Linked DNA regions of Homo sapiens: regions 1 and 3 are each linked to region 2. The links are chromatin contacts, found by Hi-C or POLR2A ChIA-PET in ENCODE. All regions are on one chromosome and are shown on one strand. Each heading gives the region's core, a stretch centred on a gene start or an enhancer-like site at or near the end of the contact. The rest is flanking DNA. Distances are from core to core; before and after follow the strand shown. Region 1 overlaps RNF216 (ring finger protein 216). Region 2 overlaps TNRC18 (trinucleotide repeat containing 18). Region 3 overlaps WIPI2 (WD repeat domain, phosphoinositide interacting 2).

Region 1 (3,773 bases), core at 653-3,152, 230 kb after region 2:
TCTGAAGCATTTGAAATTCCTCAAGTCAAGAGTGAAGACAGGCCAGGTGCAGTTGGCTCATGCCTGTAATCCCAGCACTTTGGGAGTTCGAGGTGGGTGGATGACTTGAGGCCAGGAGTTAAGAGACCAGTGTGGCTAACACGGTGAAACCCCATCTCTACTAAAAATACAAAAAATTAGCCAGGTGTGGTGGCGTGTGCCTGTAATCCCAGCTACTCTGGAAGCTGAGGCAGAATTGCTTGAAGCTGCAGGTGGAGATTGCAATGAGCAGAGATGGCGCCACTGCACTCCAGCTTGGGTGACAGAGCAAGACTCTGTCTCAAAAAAAAAAAAAAAAAAGTGAAGACAATTCCAGTGCTTTGGGAGGCTGAGGCAGCAGGATCGCTTGAGGCCAGGATTTTCAGACCAGCAAGGGCAACACAGTGAGAACCCAGCTCTACAAAATTTTAAAAATTAGCCAGGTGTGGCTACTGGGGGGCTATTTGTGGGGCTGAGGTGGGAGGATCACTAGAGCCCAAGGAGGTTGAGGCTGCAGTGAGCTATGATTGTGCCATTGTACTGGCACAACAGGGGAAGATCCTGTCTCAGAAAAAAAAAAGTGAAGATAACTGAATTGTAAACTTAAAAATGGCAAATTTTATCTTATGCTTCACCACAATTAAAAAGAGGGAGGGGCCAGAAGCGGCGTCTTGCGCCTGTAATCCCAGCACTTTGGGAGGCCGAGGCGGGCGGATCACGACGTCAGGAGTTTGAGACAGGCCTGGCCAATATGGTGAAACCTCATCTCTACTAAAAATACAAAAATTAGCTAGGTGCAGTGGCAGGCGTCTGTAATCTCAACTACTCGGGAGGCTGAGGCAGGAGAATCACTTGAATCTGGGAGGCAGAGGCTGCAGTTAGCCGAGATGGTGCCACTGCACTCCAGCCTGGGCAACAGAGCAAGACTCTGTCTCAAAAAAAAAAAAAAAAAAAAAAAGAGGGAGGGAGGGTTTAGGATTGATTTTGAGGTTAAACATGAGGCCTAGTCCCTCATAAGATACTTCTTGGACTTGGGATAAGTGACAGATGGGGTATTGAGTCCATTCTGGAGTCAAGTCCCTCAGGAAACATTCCAGGCATATGAGCATCACCATCCTGTGAAGAGGACACTTGGAAAAAGGCCACGCTACAAATCTAGGACACACCTAGGCTGCTGGGAGAGGGGAAAAATAGAAGGAAAGAGGATGAGGAGGAGCCAGGGGCTGAGCTGGATCACAGCACAACTGTCCTGCTGTCTCGGGGCTGAGTCACAAACAGGAAACCCTGGTGGTAGAGCTGCCTGGATGGCAGGGTGAACTCATTTTAAAGCAGTGCTGGCTTCTTCAAGAGAGGCTGCTGGCGTCACGGGAAGAACTACAACTCTGGGGCTCCAGACCTGGCTTGAGTGCATATGCAGCTCTACCCCCACTACCTAACCTGGAACCCACTCCTTTCCAAAACAGGTTAGGGTGAGAAGCCAATCATCTCGTACCTTTTTTTTTCCCTCTAGACAGGGTCTTGCTCAGCCCAGGGTGGAGTAAAATGGCGTGATTATAGCTCACTGCAGCCTTGAACTCCTGGGCTCAAGTGATCTTCTCACCTTAGGCTCCCCGAGTAGGTGGGACTACAGGTGTGTATCACCATGCCCAGCTAATTTTTAATTTTTCTTATAGAGATGGTGGTGGAGGGGGAGTTCTCACTGTGTTGTCCAGGCAGGTCTCAAACTCCTGGCCTCAAGCCATCCTCCCACCTCCGCCTCCCAAAGTGCAGGGATTACAGGTGTGAGCCACTGCACCTGGTCTGATCACTCTTATAAAGCGCCAAGCACAGTGACAACAACAGTAGTTAACATGCACTGAGAGATTACTATGCACCAGCCCCTGTCTACACACCTCACATGGACCTCAGTTTCACCACAGCTCCCTGAGTCAGGCACTATGAACTGATTGCCACGCTGCAGATGAGGAAACCCTGGCACAGCGAGGTTGTGACCCAGGCAATCTCGTCTCAAAGCCTGAGCTGTTAACCACATAACCCCTCAGGTTTCTGAATCGGAACTTCTGGCAAACCTGACTGGGGGCCTGAGAACACTGCTGTCGGGCTGGGAGCGTGTGTCAGAGGCAACTGTTCTAAGGTGTGCTTTATTCTATAAAGAGTGCAGAAACACAAGAGGGTTCCTTCTGAGAAGAGCAGAATTCTGAAACCTCCTTTCTCCCCTTACAAGACGTAACAGGACAAAACAAAACAAAACACTTCTACTCAAGGAAACAAACAGCCAAAACGCAGAGCAAGGGGCTGTGTTTTGGAAATTTTTAGGGAACAATCCTCCTTTTCTCAGGCTCAGCTTACCCAGAAGTGCATGTGCCATCCCCTGAAACAGCCCACTTGTCGGCCTCTGGTCCCTGGCACTTGTCCTTTGGGATGAAAGCCAGTAGATTCCTCTTGCCCAGAGTGGGAGTGGGGAGCTTGGGAAAGCTCATAACCCTCATCTCTTGAGCCAGAAATCTAAGCTGCACATGGGGGCCCAGCACTGAGGTGAGAGGCTGTAGTGCCTCCCTGGGTCACTGGTCTCCAGTGGCCTCTGACCAGGTGCTGTTCTCAGCTCACTGGTTTTGGTCCATCTCAAAGGCAGAAGCGAATGCTTCAAGATTTCCTTGCCTGACATGTTTTCTCCTGACACTACCAAGTTACTTGAATCCCATGGGGGTCCCATGACATTTTCTCTTTCTGGCCTCTTCTCGTCACAAAAAACTCAGGGATTTGGTTCTCATCAACATAAAAAAAAAAATGCCATTATTTCTTTTCCTTATACATATTGATTAAAACAATCTTGGGAAACATTGAACAAAACAACACAGCTAAAATCAGCCGTAATTCCTCACCAGAGATCAATCCTGGGAACATTCTGATATCTTTTCCATTGGCTGCTTTTATATCCACACTTCACTGTCAAGCCCACTCAGATTCCATTGTAGAAGGTCACGCTCTGCCCCCACGAGGTCCTGCTGCCTTGTACGGATTGCTTAGCTCACACCCCCTTCTCCACGCCACGGGAGGCTGGCAAGGATTTCATAAGAGGACCCTGAGGCTCAGAAGATGCAGAGAGTGGCTGGACCACCAAGGTGGGCAGTGTGCTGAGGCCAGGGCAGGAGGTCTGGACTTGTAGGTTCCAAGGATGGCCGGCAGTTCTCAACTCTGCATGGCTCAGGCTGGGTTGCTGGGCTCACCCTGGACAGCGGTCTATAGAGGTTCACCTGAACCTATTTGAGATCTGAGTTCCTGTTCATGCCATTTGCCCTGGCCAGTGGGGGCAGGAGGGGCTGCTGGCTGCATCTTTACTCGCTGCCACAGATCCATGACAGACCATGGTGCATCCCCTCGAGGGCTGCAGTCTCTGTGCCTCATCCTTGGTTTCTGGCACAGGCCTTAAGAAGGACCCAGCTGGCCTGAATGAGTTCTGTCTCTGCTCTCCTTCTGGCCCCTCCTAATCCCAGTGAAAACTTTCAAATGAATTCTCAGCACAGCTCCTTTCTGATGAGCAAGGCCAGGCTGAGGTGAGAGGGAGTGGATGCTGATCAGCGACCAAGGTGTCCCTGGATCAGCAAGGGCTCAAAAGAACAAGCGTAATGATGTGTCAGGCCAGGGTAGAAGTTAGCCCTCCAATCACCTGATGTCAGGGGTTCGAGACCAGCCTGGCCAACATGGCGAAACCCCATCTCTACTAAAAATACAAAAATTAGCCAGGCGTGGTGGTG
Region 2 (3,880 bases), core at 1,145-3,644:
GGCACCATTCTCCCCATCTGCAGGTGGAATCCTGAAGTCGGTGGCGCACTGGGACTTCCAGAGGCCACAGGGCAAGGCGGTGGGGGACTTACAGGCGGGGGGCTCATATGCTGAGCTCTGCAGGCCCAGAGAGGACACCCACCCTCCAGCCAGAGAATCACCTCCCACAGCAGCCCTAGCCAGCCCCGTGTGCCCATTTCACAGAAAAAGAAGGTGAGGCTCAGAGATGGGAAGTGCCAGGTCACACAGCCAGAAAGCAGGGACTCAGAATGCAGCCCTGCAGGGTGTCCCCCAGCCCATGGCTGGCACCACCGAGCCACAGTGGCTTAGGGAATGAATCCGTGATGAATGGAGCGGCAGGCGTGGGGGCCGCTAAGGGAGCCCCGTGGAGGGCAACCCCTCCAGACAGCAGGCCCCACCCCGGGGTCACTGCCAATAGGGGCCACGGGGCAGACTGCTGCTCAGAAACATGATGGAAATCAGCAGGGCCTGGGTGGAAGCCACAGCCAGCCCCGCCATGCCCCACGTGGCCAGGCCCACATCGGACAGGGTGCCTCCCAGCTGCCACCCAGGGGCTCTGTCCCACGAGCCCCAAACGCCATCCCCTCTAAGGGAAGACCCTGGCAGGCCTCTGGGTCACAGGTCAGAGAGAAGCATGCAGGCCCTGGCGCACGGGGCTTCCCTTACCAGGTCTCGGTTTGCACATCAACAAAATGGAGATAAACATGCCTCCCTTCGGGAATGATAGGGAAGGAAGCATGTGTTTAACCACAATGACAATATAATGAGGCCGAACACGGTGGCTCAAGCCTATAATCCCAGCACTCTGGGAGGCCAAGGCAGGCGAATCACAAGGTCAGGAGTTAGAGACCAGCCTCACCAACATGGTGAAACCCCGCCCCTACTAAAAAGACAAATACAAAAAATTAGCTGGATGTGGTGGCGGGCACCTGTAGTCCCAGCTACACGGGAGGCTGAGGCAGGAGAATCGCTTGAAGCTGGGAGGCGGAGGTTGCAGTGAGCTGAGATCGCTCCACTGCACTCCAGCCTGGGCGACAGAGAGAGACTCCGTCTCAAAAAAAAAAAAAAAATGCTAAAAATTAGCTGGGCGTGGTGGCGGGCACCTGTAATTTTAGCTACTCGGGAGGCTGAGGCAGGAGAATCACTTGAAGCCCGGAGGCGGAGGTTGCAGTGAGCCGAGATCGCTCCACTGCACTCCAGCCTGGGCGACAGAGAGAGACTCTGTCTCAAAAAAAAAAAAAAAAAAATGCAAAAAATTAGCTGGGCGTGGTGGCAGGCACCTGTAATTTTAGCTACTCGGGAGGCTGAGGCAGGAGAATCACTTGAACCCAGGAGGTGGAGGTTGCAGTGAGCTGAGATCGTGCCACTGCACTCCCGCCTGGGCAACAGAGTGAGACTCCGTCTCAAAAAAAAACAATATAATGATAAATAATGACAACAGGCCGGGCAAGGTGGCTCTCGCCTATAGTCTCTGGAGGCTGAGGCGAGAGGATGGGTTGAGCCCAGGAGCTGGGAGACTGCAGTGAGCTGTGACTGCAATTACAACACTGCACTCCAATCCAGGCGACAGAACAAGACCTGGACTCAAAATATAAATAATAACAATAACCAGCCATGGCACCCATTCGCTAAAAGCTGGAATGCACCAGGCACCGTGCAGCTGATTTCAAATCCTCCCAGCAACACCCTCAGGAGGTGGCAGCAAAGCACCTCCAGCTGGGTGCTACCACTGGCCAGCCCCCAGCGGAGGGATTCCGTGTGTACCCTAGAGCTACCTCCTTTAAGGCCCTGTGTTGTGAGCACTGTTTACAGGGGGCATGGATAAGTTATGTGGCTTTGCAGGAGATGTGGGCTCCTAGATGGCCCCGGTCCAGCCTGTGGGAGCTCACAGATCCCAGTCCAGCCTCTGAGTCCCCAGTGCCTCCCTTCTCCCCAATAAAGGGCCTGTATACAAGTGCTCACTGACCGCCTCCCAGGGGCACAGGATCCCAGAATATCCAACCCATCTTCTTTGGGGTACATGTGGGGAAACTGAGGCAAAGAAGGGCAGGGCCTCCACCTTGGGCCCCAAAGACAGGAGTGGGCAGAGCAGCAAGGGGTGCCCTCGGGCCACACGCCATCACCACCACCCCGTGTCCGGCCCCCAACACTCCAGTCCAGCCAGGCCCAGCCCCCTCACCGGACTCCAGCGCCAAGCCCTCGGGCCCCGGGGCCTCGGTGGCCAGTCAGTTCATCCATGCGGCCCAAGCCGGGGCAGCAGGGCCTCCAAGCCCTGCTGAGCCCCGGGCTTCCGCCTTGCTGTGGCAGGCGGGTGGGTAGAAGGCTCCGGAAGCCAGCAGCCAGGGTTTGCGCAAGAGCTTACATCAGCCGCCAGCTCTTCCTGCCGCAGGCTGCACGGAAGCCTAATGGCCCAGGCCGGCCCCTGCCCGGGCTTGTGAAACCCGCCCAGCAGCACCCAGGCCCGGATGCCAGCCAACGGCTCCTGCCCACCACAGGGCTCAATGGCACCCAAAGCCCCTCCTCCCAGGCTGGGCGGGGCAGCCGGGAACCCCCAGCATCCCCAGCAAGGCAGTGCCGTTCTCAGTGCCTCAGTCTGCCACTCTGTAAAATGGACACACAATCCCCACTCAGCTATGGCGATGAGGCCAGCGTGCCACCCCCCTCACCTCACTCTCCAGAACAAACAAACTTCTCCCTGGTCACGTCAGGAGCCTGCCCCTTTCCCGCCTGGCCCGTCAGGCACGAACTCCCAGGCCTCCTAGAATGCTCCTCCTTCACTCCCACCTCGGGTCTCCCTGGGCCCCAGAGAAGCCTCCAACAGCCACACGACCCAAGCAGGCCCCAAGTGACCTGTGACCACCCACAACCCCTCGGAAACAGATCTGCCAGCCTCCTTGTGGATTTCATGCCTCTGTCTTCCCCGAGAGACAGTTCCCTCCTTGAGGGCGGGGACTATCTTCCTTACTTCCTGCCATATCACAGTGGCTGGAACCTGCCACCTGTGACCTGCCACCCAGGACATACTTCTATTTGGGATTACCCAATTGCACGAGTGTTGTTTCTTTTTTTAGAGACAGGGTCTCACTCTGTTCAATTCACCCAGGCTGCAGTGCAGTGGCTCGATCATAGCTCGCTGCAGCCTCCAACTCCTGAGCTCAATCAATCCTCCAGCCTCAGCCTCTTGGGTAGCTGGGACCACAGGCACACATCATCAGGCCCAGCAAAAAAAAATTTTTTTTTTTTTGAGATGGGAGTTTCGCTCTTGTTGCCCAGGGTGGAGTGCAATGGCGCGATCTCGGCTCACCGCACCTTCCGCCACCCGGGTTCAAGTGTTTCTCCTGCCTCAGCCTCCCAAGTAGCTGGGATTACAGGTATACCCCACGACGCCTGGCTAATTTTGTATTTTTAGTAAAGATGAGGTTTCTCAATGTTGGTCAGGCTGGTCTCGAACTCCCAACCTCAGGTGATCCACCCGCCTCATCCTCCCAAAGTGCTGGGATTACAGGCGTGAGCCACCGTGCCTGGCCACCCAGCTAATTTTTTTCTTTTTCTTTTTTGCAGAGATGAGGTCTTGCGATGTTGCCCAGGCTGGTCTCAAACTGCAGGCCTCAAGCAATCCTCCTGCCTTGGCCTCCCAAAGTGCTGGGATTACAGGCATGAGCCACCGTGCCCGGCCTCTTTTCTTTTTTTTAAAGACAGGGTCTCTCTCTGTTCACCCAGGCTGTAGTGCAGTGGCTCAATCATAGCTCACTACAGCCTCCAACTCCTGAGCTCAATCAATCCTCCAGCCTCAGCCTCCTGGGTAGCAGGGACCACAGGCACACACCATCACACCCCACTAATTTTTTTCTTTCTCTTT
Region 3 (3,534 bases), core at 1,035-3,534, 180 kb before region 2:
GATGCCTTTCCTGCTCGAATAGCTCTCTAAAGTGTGGCTTTTTCCTGAAGAGGAGCACTGTGGTGTCCCTGGCATCCTGACTTGGCTCAGCAATACAACCGCTGCACTTTTTTGTTTGTTTGTTTGTTTTTGAGACAGGGTCTGGCTCTGTCGCCCATGCTGGAGTGCAGTGGTGCAGTCCTAGCTCACTGCAGCCTCAACCTCCTGGGCTCAATTGATCCTCCTGCCTCAGCCTCCCGAGGAGTTACAGTCATGCAACACCACACCCAGCTAATTTTTTATTTTTGTAGAGATGGAGTCTTGCTGGGTTGCCCAGGCTGGCCTCAAACTCCTGGCCTTAAGCCATCCTCCCGCCTCGGCCCCCTAAAGTGCTGGGACTACAGGCGGGTGCCCCGCGCCCAGCCCCACTGCTCTCTTCTCAGTAGCAGAGTAGGTCTGGCTCATTCTGCTTCTGGATCTGCTGCGGCGTTCAGAGCAGTGCTGAGCTCCTCGCCACGGGAATGTTTGAAGGAACATAGAAAACCTTAGGGATAAATTGCTTTGCTTTTTCTAAAGTTGGAGCAGCATTTCCTTGGATGCCCAGCCCCAGTAAATCAAGTGGGTTTGGCATTTGTTTGGACCGTAATGGTGTTTTAGGAACAGCTAATTGGCACTTGCGGACCAAGTGTCAGCCCTGGGGCGTGGGCGGTCACTGTGCGGTGGCCACTCTTTATTGGTGTCCCTTTTTCAGAGAGCTGCAAACATGATTCCGGCTCACGACAGTCCTTTAGCGGCACTGGCCTTTGACGCAAGTGGAACTAAACTTGCCACGGCTTCGGAGAAGGTGAGTCTGCTTTTCCCCGGGGGAGCACTGGTGCCAAGGCGTCCACAGACTTTTTCAGTTCTGTTCACACAGCCACCTTAGAGGCAAGGTCCTATACTTACCAGCTCCGGGAGAAGCAAAGACAGCCACCCACTTGTCAGGCCACAGGCGTGTACTGCCCGAGAGTGAGCGGAGCTTGCAGTGTGCCACTGGGACGGGAGAGCTGGTCCACATTTGTAGTAGAAAATACAGAAATGTCCAGAGGAGACAGAAGTGCCGTGTGTAACCACACCGCTCACCCAGTGTGTTTCTAAATGATGAAACTACCACATAACAGTAAAGAACCCAGACAGTGATGAAATGTGAAAAAGCAAAGACAGAATTCTATCCAGCCAGTCTGAACACATTTCAGTGTATTTCATTTTCTCTTTAGTCAACAAAATTGGGATCCTACTATGGGTATAATTTATCCTTTTTCACTCTGCATGACATTTGTCTAAGTTCAAAAACACTTGTAATGGCCGCGCAGTATTTAGTTGTGATTCATGTCAACATCACCCTTTTGGGACTTTGTTTCTAATATGTTGCTGCCGTAGGTAGTAGTGTATTTAAGTCATGTATCAATGTTTTATATGTATTTCTAACTATGAATTCAAGAGATTCCAGTAAGAAGAATGTCTGGCTTTAAAGGAGATGGCCTCTAAATGTCCCCGTGTACCTGTGACCGCGTGGCGAGGCTCCCTGGCCCCCAGGAGACTGAAGGCTCCTTGTTCTCTTCCTCATTTGGACTGTGCCTCTCTTTTCGTTTCAGTTCCTCTTTTCTTGAAAGTTGCGTCTTCCATTCTTCTGTCTTGAGGTCGCGTCTGTTCTCCCGCCTCCGTTTTCTCCGCTCTTCATTGGCCACCGATGACCTTTACTTTGATTTGGATATGATTTTGCTTCTCATTGAAATCCTAAAATAGCCTCCCCTTTCAAGCCATCTCTCCCCTCAAACTATTGACCAGAGAAGATACAATAAAACGTCGGCTCACTTCCTTAGCTTTCCTGCCTGGGCCTTTGTTCTTCAGTCTCACACCCGAGTTCTGTAATAATGATGTCACCGCTTATGGGTCACTTCTGGGTCGTGAATTATCCTGGATCTTTTATCTTCATTACCTCATTTGTTTCCCCTCAGCAAGGTAAACAGTTCTCTGTTTCATAGCAAGGGCTCAGAAAGGTTAAGCGGTGTGCCCGGGGCCGCCCAACTGGGCAGCAACAGAGGGGTCAGACTCCAAGTCTGACTTTGATTCTAATTATGCTAGACTATCCCAATAGCACCTTGTCCTTTTCTTTTCCCTTTGAAATGGCCCTGAAATTCTGTTACCCTTTGACTAATCAAAGTCTCACTGTTAATGTTTCTTTAGTAGCTCTTATAAAGGCCCAAAAGTACTTGATGGAATTTTAAGGCCCATAAAAATAGATTTTTTTTTTTCTGGACTATAAAGAGGAACCTTGATTGCTTGTACATGGAATGCTCTCATCTGTGGAGTGAGAGCAGCAAGGCCTTCCCAGCCCCGCTCTGTCCCAGGTGCTGAGGCCCCCTGAGGCCTGTGACTTAATCCTGCTTTCAAGAATCTTGCGGTCATGTGGCAACAAAACAACTCTTAATTAATTAGTATTGCACGGTAGACGTGCGCCACAAAATTATGTCTCATCTGAAAGTTTAGGCTGCAGAGGACAAAACCTTTGCCGTGGTTATTTTTGTATATGGATGCAGAAAATAGTTCATTCTCTAATTCTCAATGTTACAAGCTCAGTTTGTGTCCCTCCATCCAGAGAGAACCAAGTGTTCTCAAGTACCAGTTTTTTTTTTTTTTGAGACAGGGTCATGCTTGCTCTGTCACCCAGGCTGGAGTGCAGTGGCACAATCTCTGCTCTATGCAACCTCCATCTCCCAGGCTTAAGTGATCTTCCTACTTCAGCCTCCCAAGTAGCTGGGACTACAGGCACCTGCCACCACGCCCGGCTAATTGTTGTACTTTTTGTAGAGATGGGGTTTCACCCTGTTGGCCAGGCTGGTTTCAAACTCCTGAGCTCAAGCGATCTACAAACCTCAGCCTCCCAAAGTGCTAGAATTACAGGAGTGAGCCACTGTGCCTGGCCTATATTCTGATTTCTAATAGCTGTATACTATCCCATTGTATGAGTTTACCATAATTTATGTAAACAGTTCCTTGGTGTTCTACACTTAGGTCATCTGCTGCTTTTTGCTTTTTTTTTTTTTTTGAAACGGAGTCTTGTTCTGTCCCCCAGGCTGGAGTGCAGTGTGGTATGATCTCAGCTCACCACAACCTCTGCCTCCCAGGTTCAAGCAGTTCTCCTGCCGCAGCCTCCTGAGTAGCTGAGATTACAAGCGCGCGCCACCACACCCAGCTAATTTTTGTATTTTGAGTAGATGGGGTTTAACCACGTTGGCCAGGCTGGTCGTGAACTCCTGACCTCGTGATCCACCCGCCTTGGCCTCCCAAAGTGCTGGGATTACAGGAGTGAGCCACCACGCCCAGCCACTTTTTACTATTTACAAACACAGAGATAGTGCAGTGGCATGATCATGGCTCACTGCAGCTTCCACTCCTGGGACAACAGGAACGAATCATCAGGCTTAGCTGATTTTTTTGTTTTTTGTAGAGGTGGGGTCTTGTTATGTTGCCCAGGCTGGTCTTGAACTCCTGGACTCTAGTGTTTCTCCTGTC

What was found. Hi-C counts contacts between places; a loop is a spot of excess contacts on that map. ChIA-PET counts read pairs that join two places held with the same protein, here RNA polymerase II (POLR2A). Pooled maps may share reads with other maps.
Region 1: a loop to region 2 is called in a pooled map, with 5 times the contacts of the local background. The contact joins two enhancer-like sites. A Hi-C loop is called at or near these places in 5 of 50 pooled maps. POLR2A ChIA-PET finds 5 or more read pairs at or near these places in 3 of 52 experiments (AG04450, WTC11 and naive thymus-derived CD4-positive, alpha-beta T cell).
Region 3: a pooled map shows a loop between it and region 2 (8-fold over the local background). The contact joins two enhancer-like sites. A Hi-C loop is called at or near these places in 5 of 37 single-sample maps with no recorded cell type and 4 of 50 pooled maps. POLR2A ChIA-PET finds 5 or more read pairs at or near these places in 3 of 52 experiments (activated B cell, activated CD8-positive, alpha-beta memory T cell and naive thymus-derived CD4-positive, alpha-beta T cell).

The regions. Positions count from the first base shown.
Region 1 is chr7:5,628,874-5,632,646 of GRCh38, forward strand. The region is part of intron 15 of RNF216 (ring finger protein 216); the gene reads right to left. Among named protein-coding and RNA genes, the nearest start is that of FSCN1, 38 kb to the left of the region's middle. RefSeq lists an enhancer at 3,414-3,773. Within about 2 kb of position 1,903, at least 6 of the 41 ENCODE cell types and tissues checked have a DNase peak (open chromatin) inside an H3K27ac peak, as active enhancers do.
Region 2 is chr7:5,394,922-5,398,801 of GRCh38, forward strand. All of the region lies in intron 2 of TNRC18 (trinucleotide repeat containing 18), which reads right to left. Among named protein-coding and RNA genes, the nearest start is that of TNRC18-AS1, 22 kb to the right of the region's middle. RefSeq lists an enhancer at 2,711-3,080. Within about 2 kb of position 2,395, at least 37 of the 41 ENCODE cell types and tissues checked have a DNase peak (open chromatin) inside an H3K27ac peak, as active enhancers do.
Region 3 is chr7:5,217,192-5,220,725 of GRCh38, forward strand. WIPI2 (WD repeat domain, phosphoinositide interacting 2) reads left to right here. Exons shown (of 13, transcript NM_015610.4): 7 at 731-823. Among named protein-coding and RNA genes, the nearest start is that of WIPI2, 29 kb to the left of the region's middle. RefSeq lists enhancers at 1,110-2,309, 1,168-1,247, 1,258-1,967. Within about 2 kb of position 2,285, at least 9 of the 41 ENCODE cell types and tissues checked have a DNase peak (open chromatin) inside an H3K27ac peak, as active enhancers do.